Regions from separate parts of the Homo sapiens genome. Here region 2 is linked to region 1. A link is a contact called in ENCODE Hi-C or POLR2A ChIA-PET data. All regions are on one chromosome and are shown on one strand. The core of a region is the stretch at or near the end of the contact, and the rest is flanking DNA. Distances in the headings are between cores, read along the strand shown. Region 1 holds the start of ZNF431 (zinc finger protein 431). Region 2 holds the start of ZNF66 (zinc finger protein 66).

Evidence for each region. A loop is a pair of places that touch in the nucleus more often than their neighbours do. ChIA-PET counts read pairs that join two places held with the same protein, here RNA polymerase II (POLR2A). Pooled maps may share reads with other maps.
Region 2: a map of CD8-positive, alpha-beta T cell shows a loop between it and region 1 (11-fold over the local background). The contact joins the promoter of ZNF66 here to the promoter of ZNF431 in region 1. A Hi-C loop is called at or near these places in 9 of 168 maps with a recorded cell type or tissue (B cell, CD4-positive, alpha-beta T cell, CD4-positive, alpha-beta memory T cell and 4 more), 9 of 37 single-sample maps with no recorded cell type and 21 of 50 pooled maps. POLR2A ChIA-PET finds 5 or more read pairs at or near these places in 19 of 52 experiments (AG04450, CD4-positive, alpha-beta T cell, CD8-positive, alpha-beta T cell and 13 more).

What each region holds. Positions count from the first base shown.
Region 1 is chr19:21,138,564-21,144,311 of GRCh38, forward strand. It overlaps ZNF431 (zinc finger protein 431), which reads left to right and starts at 3,477. Exons shown (of 5, transcript NM_133473.4): 1 at 3,477-3,623; 2 at 4,988-5,080. The coding sequence starts at 3,621. RefSeq lists enhancers at 3,503-3,982, 4,764-5,748.
Region 2 is chr19:20,772,904-20,778,651 of GRCh38, forward strand. It overlaps ZNF66 (zinc finger protein 66), which reads left to right and starts at 3,401. Exons shown (of 4, transcript NM_001355197.2): 1 at 3,401-3,547. The coding sequence starts at 3,545.

The sequences.
Region 1 (5,748 bases), core at 2,227-4,726:
TGACTATTTTATAATAGTCAACACATTTTTTTCACTCTCAGTGAATCTGATTGTCATCAGTCTCAATTACAAAAACAATCCAGTCCATTTAGTTAGCTTTGCTTAACACTATTTTATCAGGGCTGGGTGCAGTGGCTCGCTCCTGTAATCTCAGCACTTTGGGAGGCTGAGGCAAGTGGATAACCTGAGGTCAGGAATTCAAGACCAGCCTGGTAAATATGGTGAAACCTCGTCTCTACTAAAAATACAAAAATTAGCCAGGCATGGTGGCAAGCGCCTGTAATCCCAGCCACTTGGGAGGCTGAGGCAGGATAATGGCTGAATCCGAGAGGCGGAGGTTGCAGTGAGTCGAGATGGCACCATTTGATTTATTTATACATAAATAGACTGTAACTTATTATTGTACCAACCACCGTGTTTTTACCAATAAAATAACATCAAGTGTTCAAGCCATGTTCAAATAAGGCAAATCCCAAGCTGTGGTCAATCTGGCTGTTTCTACACCTCATGTTTATTTTCTGTATGTCCCTTTGCTTTTTCTGCCATAAATCTGTTTTCATCATGTGGCTGTGCTGGAGTCCCTCTGACCCTGTTCTGGATTCACAGGCTGCCCAATTTGCAAATTATTCTATGCTCAAATAAACTCTGTTAAATATAATTTCTCTAAAGTTTTTTTCTTTTAGGCTGGGCACGGTGGCTCACACCTGTAATCCCAGCACTTTGGGAGGCCAAGGCGGGTAGATCACGAGATCAGGAGTTCAAGGCCAGCCTGGCCAACATGGTGAAACTCCATCTCTACGAAAAATACAAAAAAAATTAGCTGGGCATAGTGGCGCGCACCTGTAATCCCAGCTACTCGGGAGCCTGAAGCAGGAGAATTGCTGAACCCAGGAGGCAGAGGCTGCAGTGAGCAGAGATTAGGCCACTGCACTCCAGGATGGGCAAAAGAGCAAGACTTGGTCTCAAAAAAAAAAAAAAAGTTTCTTTCTCTTAAAAGTTTTCAAATTTTTTTATATGATGAAAAATAAATAATGTGTTGTTGGGCCTCGATTTCCTAAACTCATCCCTCAGCTATTTCCTTAAATTATTCTATGTCTTTTCAAAATGCTTCTTCAATTTCTTTTCTTTTTTTGAGACAGGGTCTCACTCTATCAACCAGTCTTGATTGCAGTGGTGTAACCAATCATGGCTCACTTCAGCCTTCACCTTCCAGGCTCAAGCAATCCTCCTGCCTCTGCCATCTAAGTAGCTGGGACTACAGGCATGCACCACCATGGCTGGCTAAATTTTATTTTATTTTATTTTTCATGGAAACAGCATCTTATTATGTTGCCCAGGCTGCACTGGAACTCCTGAGCTCACGTAATTCTCCCATCTCAGGCTACCAAAGTGCTAACAATACAGGTGTGAGCCAGCTAGTGCTTCTGCAATTTCTTGAGATGATTATTCCCAATGATAAACAGTACTGAGCACAAATCTGAAGGAATCTGGTTTCTTCTGTACAAGTGTCACTCTCCAGGATTTCAAGGGTCTAGGGCAGGGCAGCTACTTTGTAGTGTGATCTATGGAGGTACATGGGCTTTGGAGTCAGACAGAGTTAATCCTGAGTCTCAGCCCAGCCACTTAGTATCTGTGGGTCTTTGGACAATTTTCTTGATGTGAAAGAGTTCTATGAACCACATATGGAAAAGAGGTAGATTGGTACTAATTGCAAAATGGTGGCAATTTTTAATCTCTTCTGTATCCATGCCCATTGCCAGGTGCTTTTACAACTGTTTCCATCAAGATCCAGAATCTGTTTTCCAAACCCTAGATCTGGCTGGCCTTATTGGCTCAGAGTGGTAGAAACTTGTGAACATGACAGTGGGCTAGTTTGGGGCCCAGGCTCAAATGGTCTTGAATGCTTCTGTTTTTCTTTCAGAATGCTGCCATCTCCCTGAATAAAGCCATGTTAGCCAGCTGGAAAATAAGATACCATGGGAAGGAGAAGCAAGGTGCCCTGTTGACAGCCCCAGAACTAGAAGCTCACCCCCAGAAGCACAGCTGGCTAGTCAACAAGCAGCTGATGATACGTGTCTCAAAGAGCTCAGCTGAGACTAGAAGAACGGCCCCACTCAGTCTAGCCTAAATGGCTGACCATCTCAATTATGAACTAATAAGTTTTGGACGATTTGTTATGCTACAATAGCTAACTAATACATGCACCCCGTGCAGATAGGACACCAGGATTCTATGACAGGTTGATTACTAGTTACCTTCTAACAGTGGGCACCCTATAGGTACTGATTTTTTCCCCTGATTTAAAGTTGGGTGACTTGTAAGAGAATGTTGAGTAATGCAGAAATACACGTAGACATGTATGCATGTGATTGGTGCTTATACCCACACAGTCCCACACACCACAGGAGAAAACAGATAACTACGGCCTGACCATTAGGGCCAAGGCCAATAGCAAAATAAGTTTTGCCTTTAATCTGTTTTCTCCATATCTAAACATTTGAGGTCAAGAGTGTGGACAGATCTGAAGACACAGAGTTTTATTATCCTGTGGCCCCAACATTCTTTCTTCACTGTCTGATCTCTGGAAGAAAATGGGCAACAGGTGGCTATCAGTGGTCTCCTTGTGGTTATTTTGTTCTTGCTGCCCTCTGCTCTTTCTATGGCCACTATCTGTTCCACCCTCAGAACTGAAGGGAGATGTTGGTAGGGAGAGGCTTTTCCTTCACCTCTGGCAGAAAAGGTTTGCTGGGGCCCTTCACCTCCCGACATCAGAGCTGCACTTCAATGTGGAAGCTTTGGTCATGTGTGGCTCCTGAGTGCCTGGAATGTTCCTGGTCTGAACTGCGATGTGCTAGAAAGGTAAAATACAGAGTTAGTTTCAAAGATTTAGTTTCAAATATTTATATACTTTATTAATAATCACATATTTCTCACACATTAAAATGAAAATTTTTTGATATATTGGGTTAATTAAATTGTTACAATCAATTCAACCTGTTACTTTTTTTTTTTAAGTTTGGTTACTAGAAAATTTAAAATTTACATATGGCTCACATTTTATTTCAGAAAATTACCTCCGTTCTAAAATTTCAGACGGCCTGCTGAAAGACCAGAAGCCGGGAAGGTCATAAAATCCGAAATTTTAAAATAATTGTTATTATATTCTTTTCATTTGTGAATAGGCATACAGTATGTTATTTATAAATGCATGTGACTTTACACACAAGGTTAAATACAAATTCCCTCTGGGGTGGGCCTGGCTAAGCTCTGGGAGGAAGCCCTGCCTGAAAAGACGGCAGCCTAAGCTGTCACTCTTTCTTCACTCAGCCCAGCATCTGTTCGCATCTTCTGTCACTCAGGGCCTGAGAAGGTGGGGTTTTAAACGTTATCCAATCAGCGACGCTAGGCTGGGAACCGTCCAATCAGGCACGCAGCTGGAGCGGACAGGACGGCTTCCGGGATGTGGCGGGGCCTTTGTCTCTCGCCGCAGCCTGAGCTCCAGGTCTCCCCTTCGCTGCTCTGTGTCCTCTGCTCCTAGAGGCCCAACATCTGTGGCCCTGTGACCTGCAGGTATTGGGAGACCCACAGCTAAGACACCGGGACCCCCTGAAAGCCTAGAAATGGTGAGAGTGCCGGGTCGGACATCCCGAGAGAGGGGAAGGGCTGGTTGTAACCGGTGGGAAGTGGCTGTGGCGGGACTCAGGCCTCCCCGCAGTCAGCTCCACAGTCTGCGCCCCGAGTTCTCCTTGCCCAGCTCGGCCTCAGTCCCCTCCAGCCATAAGATGGCGGCTGTGCTGACAGTCGGGACCCCAGGCGTCCTGTCTCTTCACTGCACAGTGACTGTGCCCTGGCCTGGAGCCCTCTCTGGGCAGCTCTGCACCCGCAGCACCGCGTCTTTCCCAGATTGTGCAGGGACCACGGGAGGGTCTTCAGGGGACAGTTCTGACTCGGGGTGCGGGTTCATGAATGGGAAGAGCTTTGTTCCGTGGAGTTCCCAGTTCCTCTTGTCTTCTGTTAAAAATATATGGGAGTCACTATAAAAACATTAAATAATTTAATCAAAGAGTGATTCAAAAATTGTGGAGCACCCAGCTGTGGTTTGTAATTTGTGCTTCATGGGCGGGACTTGAAGAAAAGACTTTTATAAAAAGCATGATGAAGAAAACCAAATTCAGTAATTGGTTAGGTAGAGTTACATAGTTTCTTAATTTGTACAATAAAGGTGAAAATTTCCTGATTATGTAATCAGAGGTTAATTGGCAGTTTATAGTTGGTTAGGGCTGAGTTTTGTTTCTCTCAATGTAGTAATTTACTGAAAAATGTACGTCAGTTAGATTTTTTTAAAGTAGGAACCCAGGGACTAAAGACACCTCCGTCTAATTGCCTGCCTTTTAATTATTTTCACAGTCCATGGGGAGCTGATTTTCCGCTGCATTTTTCACCTGTGTCCCAAGCAGGGTCTTAAGTCTAACCCCCATTCCTCATTTCTCCAGCCTCCCTCTGGCTTGCAGTAAGATACTAAATTTCCAGTTCCTTCTGGTGTTTCCAAATGCCAGCTTTTCCTCCCTAATTCACGTTATCGCCTATTTGTCTTTTAGTGTACTTTTCTATACCGTATTTTAATTATTTTTTGACAAAGCATTAAATGACGCTTTTCAAAAAGTTTTTTAAAAGATTTTTTAAAAAAAATATCTGTAAATATTTCCCATGAGAAGAAAGCAAAGAATAATCCCCTGATACTGTATTGTTAAAACTCTCTGTGCCTTTTCTCCTTGTATCTTCTCTAGGCACAGAGATCTTGTCAGAATGTTTTTCGGTCAAGGTTTTCCTTTGGAAACTTTATGGGGTGATGTGTCCTCAGCCACCTTTTAGTTTTTTTCTGGTCGTGGGTTTCAGTGCTGTCTGGGGATGAACTAAGATATCCACCGTGGTTATGTCAGCTAAAGTGCCTAGTGAATATCAGCTTCTGGTTTATTTTCTTCCATAGGACGACTTGAAATATGGAGTGTATCCTCTCAAGGAAGCAAGTGGATGCCCTGGGGCTGAGAGGAATCTTCTAGTTTACTCTTATTTTGAAAAGGTAACCTCTTGAGACATTAAAATTGTCTACGCCCAACCCAGCTTTCATTTCTTGGGGACACATTGCTGGTCAGCCAGTCCGATGCTGGCACTGATGGGAAAACACAGAAATAATGTATGCCCCCTGGATTGTCTTAGGGGGCAGAAAGATAATGAAATAAATATAGTGGAAGAAAAATAGTGTTAAAAAGTGAAAAATTTGTGACAGATAAAATAGTATCCCAAAAGACCAGAAAAAAACAAAAACAAAAACAAAAAAACCTGACTCTAGTGAGATGGTGTAAGAACTTGCAAAGTAAAATGCACCTGGAGCAGTCACCGAGAAATACTGCAGTGTCTCCTGTATGGGTGGTTCATGAGCACATAAGTGAGCAGGAGTGGGTGGAAGAATCTCCCAAGTGATTGAATGGCCTGACTTGAAACATGAGTCAGACACACATTTGTTTTTTAATCAGCACTGCCACTCCCTGGGTTTGTCACCTTGAAAATATTTGTTTACTTATTTTGACCTCACTTTTTTAGCTGTAAATTGCATTATATTAGTAGGGCTTGAAAGGTAGGAATTTTTTTTTTTTTTTGAAACAAGTTTCACTCTTGCTGCCCAGGCTGCAGAAGGATTGATCTTGGCTCACTACAACCTCTGTCTCCCAGGTTCAAGCAATTCTCCTA
Region 2 (5,748 bases), core at 2,151-4,650, 370 kb before region 1:
TGAGACTGCATCTAAAAAATGAATAAATAAAAAATAATACAAAATTAGCTGGGCGTGGCAGCCTGTGCCTGTAATCCAAGCTACTTGGGAGGCAGAGGCCAGAAGAATCACTTGAACCGTGGAGATGGAGGTGGCAGTGAGCTGAGATTGCACCACTGCACTTCAATTTGGTGACAGGGCTGGATTCCATCTCAAAAACAAAAAACAACAACAAAAAAACATGGAACACAGTGACGATGGGAGTATGCACCAGGATTCAGATACCTTACCAATATTGTTTTCCCCAAACCTCTTTATTCCGCATTAACCATTTGTTTCATTGCCACTTGGGCACCCAGGTAGTAAGACCATTTGCTACTGACAAAGAGTTGATATAAAAGTAACAAATCCCTCTGGCCTCCTCCTGAATAGCTCGGAGAAACGACTACTAGTTCAGCTAACTGGCTGCTCCCACCCCTTCCTTCATCAGAAATGCTTATGTTTTTAACAGGATTATAAGCCACAGCCCTCCAGCATTGGGTCCCACCAAAGTATTTGGTGGATCCATCAGTAAACCAAGCATGTTTCTGATCCTCTGGGCTTAGTTCTTTAAAGGATTTGCCCCATTTGATGTGTGTGTGTGGGGGGTGTTTCTTTCCCTATCTGCAGGACTTGCTTGGTTGTTTCCTGAGCTCGCAGGTTTTCCACATCCTCATGTAAAAGTGATAGCCCCTATGATTTTGGCTTAGCCTGGTTTTGTATGTCCCATTTCCATTTTATGATGCTACTTTCTGGGCATGCCCTATCTGGTGGGTTTTGGGGGAACTCATGACCAAAGTCATAATAGAAATTTCAGGCCTCATAAAGACATCGTGGTTGAAGCAGAGGTGTTCCATTTCCAGCAAAGCTCAATAGCAAGCTAACAATTGCTTCTCAAAAGAGGAATAAGCTTTTCCAGCCTCTGGCAGTTTCTGGGTCCAAAACATGAAAAGTACCCTCTTTCCATCTTGTTTCTGCCTAAGGCTCCAATTAGCATGTTGATCTACGACAGTTACTCGCAGTTCATCAGGCCCATCCCATATAGGCCATAGATCCAGGGCCAGTTGCACTGCTTGTTTAGCTTGTTCAAAAGCCATGCTGTCTTTCTCTCCACAGTGAGAGTCATACCTTTTTCTAGTGGCTGCATTCAGATGTTGTAAAATGTTACCCAAGTAAGGAATATGATGTGTTCAGAATCCAAACAAGTCAATACATTTCTGGGCCTCCTTCTTAGTGGTAGGGGTTGCAAATTATAGTATTTTAGCCTTAGCCTTTGGTGAAGTGGACTGTTTCTTTGCATTCCATAGGATGCCAAAGAATTTTACACTTTGTGCGGATCCTTAATTTTACTAGGCTTAATTTCCCATTTTTGAGATAGGAACTGGGTTTTTACATGCTCTAAGCCCCGGCTGACTAGTTCTTCAGTTTTACCCTGATTGGGCCACCTGGACAGCTGCTTTTTTCAGCAATAGGCTGATAGCTTTGAGCCTGATCAGTCAAGACATTGACTGGCATTGGGCCAGGGCCAGTCCGGAAGTCAGATTAGCATTTTCCTTTTCCAGCTTATATTTCTCTTGTAGCAACCAGCCCCTATCTTGACACATTAACTTATAAGCAGCAATCAAACACTATCCACTTTGTGAGATTCCCTCAGCATCTCCTTTGGTGACTGGAATCCCCTGCAGCACTTCACGCACAGTCAAAGGTTTAAATTGCACTAATTTAGATTCCCAATTCCCACAAAGGCCAGTTCCCCTGAACCATTCAATCACAAAGAAGGAGAACTGGGAGTGATCCCATCTCAGGATATGGGAAATCCTTGAGCCTCCAGCCCTATCCTTCTGGTCAAAAAGGGGCCCACTTTTGTTTTCAAATCCTGTTTGTGATGCCAAAAATGTTCTGTATGGGAAACGTGGGAGAGGAGAAGAAAAGACATACATACAATAACTTTAATGGTAAACAAGCTTTAACCCACATCAATATCAATGCAGACAGAATAAACTAATGATATAATAAGCAAATGATATAATAAGCAAATAAATATAATACACAGATTGATATAATAAGCAAATTGCAGTAAGAAGAGGAGATGGGAAAAGATATATATATATATTTACCCTCACTAGACTATGGAGGATTACCAACTGAGTAGGAAGAAACAGCCCAGGCTCCAGAGTCGGCCACCCATTCATGCACAGACAAGGAGTCTCATGAAGCTTCAGGGTGGTCTGGGACCCTAGCTCTTTTGTAACGAGTTGTTTGGCATAAGGCCCAGTGAGGAGGGCCATTTGGGACTTGCCTCACGGAACACAAAAGGGTCAAGTTGTTTTTGTGATTGTCTATTGTTTTTCAACAACTAATGTATAGTAATAGAATGAAATAGACATTTCTTTGATACAGCTCTGGATGAACACCTCAGGGGCTCACAACCAGGACCTGTTCTGGGACTTGGTGACCATTGTGTCCACGTTCAATTGAGTTCAAATTTAACATTTAACTTTTCCTCCATAAATTCTCCTGTCTTCATGAATTGGCTCTGTCTAGGCAAAGGGCAAAATGAACCCCTTGGGCTGTTACATAACCTCCACCTCCTGGGTTCAAGTGATTCTCCTGCCTCAGCCTCCGGAGTAGCTGGGACCACAGATGTGCACCACCATACCCAGCTAATTTTTTACATTGTGAGTAGAGATGGGGTTTCACCATGTTGGCCAGGCTAGTCTTGAACTCCTGACCTCAAGTGATCCACCCACCTTGGCCTCCCAAAGTGTTGGGATTACTGGCATGAGCTACCTGTGCCTGACCCTAAATTATTTCTATCTCTTATAGCAGTTTGAAATTACTTAAAGGTTGTTTCAAGTTGAAAAAATAAGAAGAATGTGGATAAAAATAAAATATAAATAGATAAAAAAATTACAGGGATTACAAAATATATATGTAAATCTGGAGTGGTCAAAAATGACAAATTTGATTTATTTATAAGGTTTTATTAAAATTAGCTTTAATCGTTAATACACTATTACCAAAGTAAAAGCTGATTTTCTCTTGAACAAAAATTTTATGTATTATTAATATGACAGCAAAATACTTCTGTTCACCTTTGAATACATTCAACAAGACAGAGAGTAAAAAAGAGATAAAATGTTCCCATGCTCTGGCATGGACCAGGCTCAGCTCTGGGAGGAAGCCCTGCCTGAAAAGGCTGCAGCTTAGGCTGTCACTCTTTTCTTCACTCCGCCCAGCAGCTGATCACATCTTCTGTCACTCAGTGTCTGAGGGGGCGGGACCTTAAGCATTAGCCAATCAGAGGCGCTGGGCTGGAAACCGTCCAATCAGGCACGCAGCTGGAATGAACAGGACGGCTTCCGGATTTGGCGGGGTCTTTGTCTCTCCCTGCAGCTGGAGCTCCAGGTCGTCTGTTCACTGCTCTCTGTCTTCTTCTCCTAGAGGCCCAGCCTCTGTGGCCCTGTGTCCTGCAGGTATTGGGAGATCCACAGCTAAGACGCCAGGACCCCCTGGAAGCCTAGAAATGGTGAGAGTGCCGGTCCAGCATCCCGAGAGAGGTGAAGTGTCTGTGGCGGGACTCAGGCCTCCCCTCAGTCAGCTCCACAATCTGCACCCCGAATTCTCCTTACCCAGCTCTGCCTCAGTCCCATTCAGCCATAAGATGGCGGCTACGCTGACAGCCTGGCCCCCGGGCGTCCTGTCGCTTCCCCGCGCAGTGACTGTGCCCCTGGCCTGGAGCGCTCTGTGGGCAGCTCTGCACCCGCAGTGCCGTGTCTCTCCCAGATTGTGCAGGGACCACCGGAGGGTCTTCAGGGGAGAATGCTGACTCGCGGTGCGGGTTCATGAATGGGAAGAGCTTTGGTCTGTGGGGTTCACAGTTTCTCTTTTCTGCTATTAAAATTGTATGGGGCCGGGCGCGGTCGTTCAAGCCTGTAATCCCCGCACGTTGGGAGGCCGAGGCGGGCGGATCACTTGAGGTCAGGAGTTGAAGACCAGACTGACCAAAATGGGGAAACCCCTTGTCTACTAAAAATACAAAAATTAGGTGGATATGTTGGCGAATGTCTGTAGTCCCAGCTTCTCGGGAGGCAGAAGTGAGAGAATCGCTTGAACCCGGGAGGCGGAGGTTGCAGTGAGCTGAAATCCTGCCACTGCACTCCAGCCTGGGCGACAGAGCAAGACTCTTGTCTAAAAAAAAAAAAAAAAAAAAAAAATTATGGGAGTCACTGCAAAAATATCAAACAATTTAATCAAAGAGTGATTCAAGAATTGTAGAGCACCCAGCTATAGTTTGTAGTTTGTGGTCCATGGGAGAGGCTTGAAGAAAAGACATTTATAAAATGCATGATGAGGAAAACCAAATTCAATAATTTGTTAGGTTTAGTAATGTAGTTTCTTAATTTGTACAATCAAGGTGGAAATTTCCTGGTTATGTAATTAGAGCTTAATTGGCAGTTTATAGTTGCTGAAGCCTGAATTTTGTTTCCCCTAATGTAGTAATTTGCCAAAAAATGCACTTGAGCTTAGATTTTTTTTTTTTTTTTTTTTTAGAAATAGAAATCCGGGGACTAGAGCCTCTTCAGTCTAATTGCCTGCCACTTAATTATTTTCACATCCCACAGGGGACTGACTTTCCCTGGCATTTTTCACATGTGTCCCAAGCAGGGCCTCAAGTGTCCCCCATGTTCCTCAATTAATTATTATTATTATTATTATTTTTTGAGACGGAGTCTTGCTCTGTCGCCAGGCTAGAGTGCAGTGTCAGATCTTGGCTCACTGCAACCTCCACCTCATGGGTTCAAGCGATTCTCCTGCTTCAGCCTCTCCAGTAGTTGGGACTACAGGCAAGCGCCACCACTCCCAGCTAGTTTTCATATTTTTAGTAGAGATGAGGTTTCACCATGTTTGCCAGGAATGCTAGTTACCAAGGAAAAATATAGGGAAAATCTCTCTTCCATTTTGGCTGTAGACAATGAATATATTTCCACAGGAAAATGTGGTAGATAATTGAGGAGTTACATGGATTCATCAACACATTAGTTCCTCTTTTTGCAGGGTAAATTTTTTCTATATCCTTTTATTTTGATTTCTGAGTTAAATGCTAAATTTTAAGTGATGAAACATGGTACCTTCTAGAAGTGTTCCCATATGACTAATTTTTTACTACATTATTTTATTTATTTACTTATTTTTTTGAAACAGAGTCTCACTCCGTCACCAGGTTGGAGTGCAGTGGCGTGATCTCGGCTCACGCAACCTCTGCCTCCCAGGTTCAAGCAGTTCTCCTGCCTCAGCCTCCCAAGTAGCTGGGATTACAGGTGTGTGTCACCACGTCCAGCCAATTTTTTTGTGTTTTTAGTAGAGACAGGGTTTCACCATGTTGGCCAAAATGTTCTCAATCTTCTGACCTCGTGATCTACCCACCTTGGCCTTCCAAAGTGTTGGGATTAGAGGCGTGAGCCACAGTGCCCGGCCTACTGCATTATTTTTAAGATAAATAATAAAATAATACATACATTGTCTGAAAGAAGTAGATATATATGCTTTTCTTATAGGGGTATAAAATGCAAGCATCTTAGCCAGGTGCAGTGGCTCATGCCTGTAGTTTCAGCACTTTGGGAGGCCTAGACAGGTTGATTACTTGAGGTCAGGAATTTGAGACCAGCCTGCCCAACATGGTGAAACTCATCTCTACTAAAAATACAAAAGTTAGCCAGGTGTGGTGGC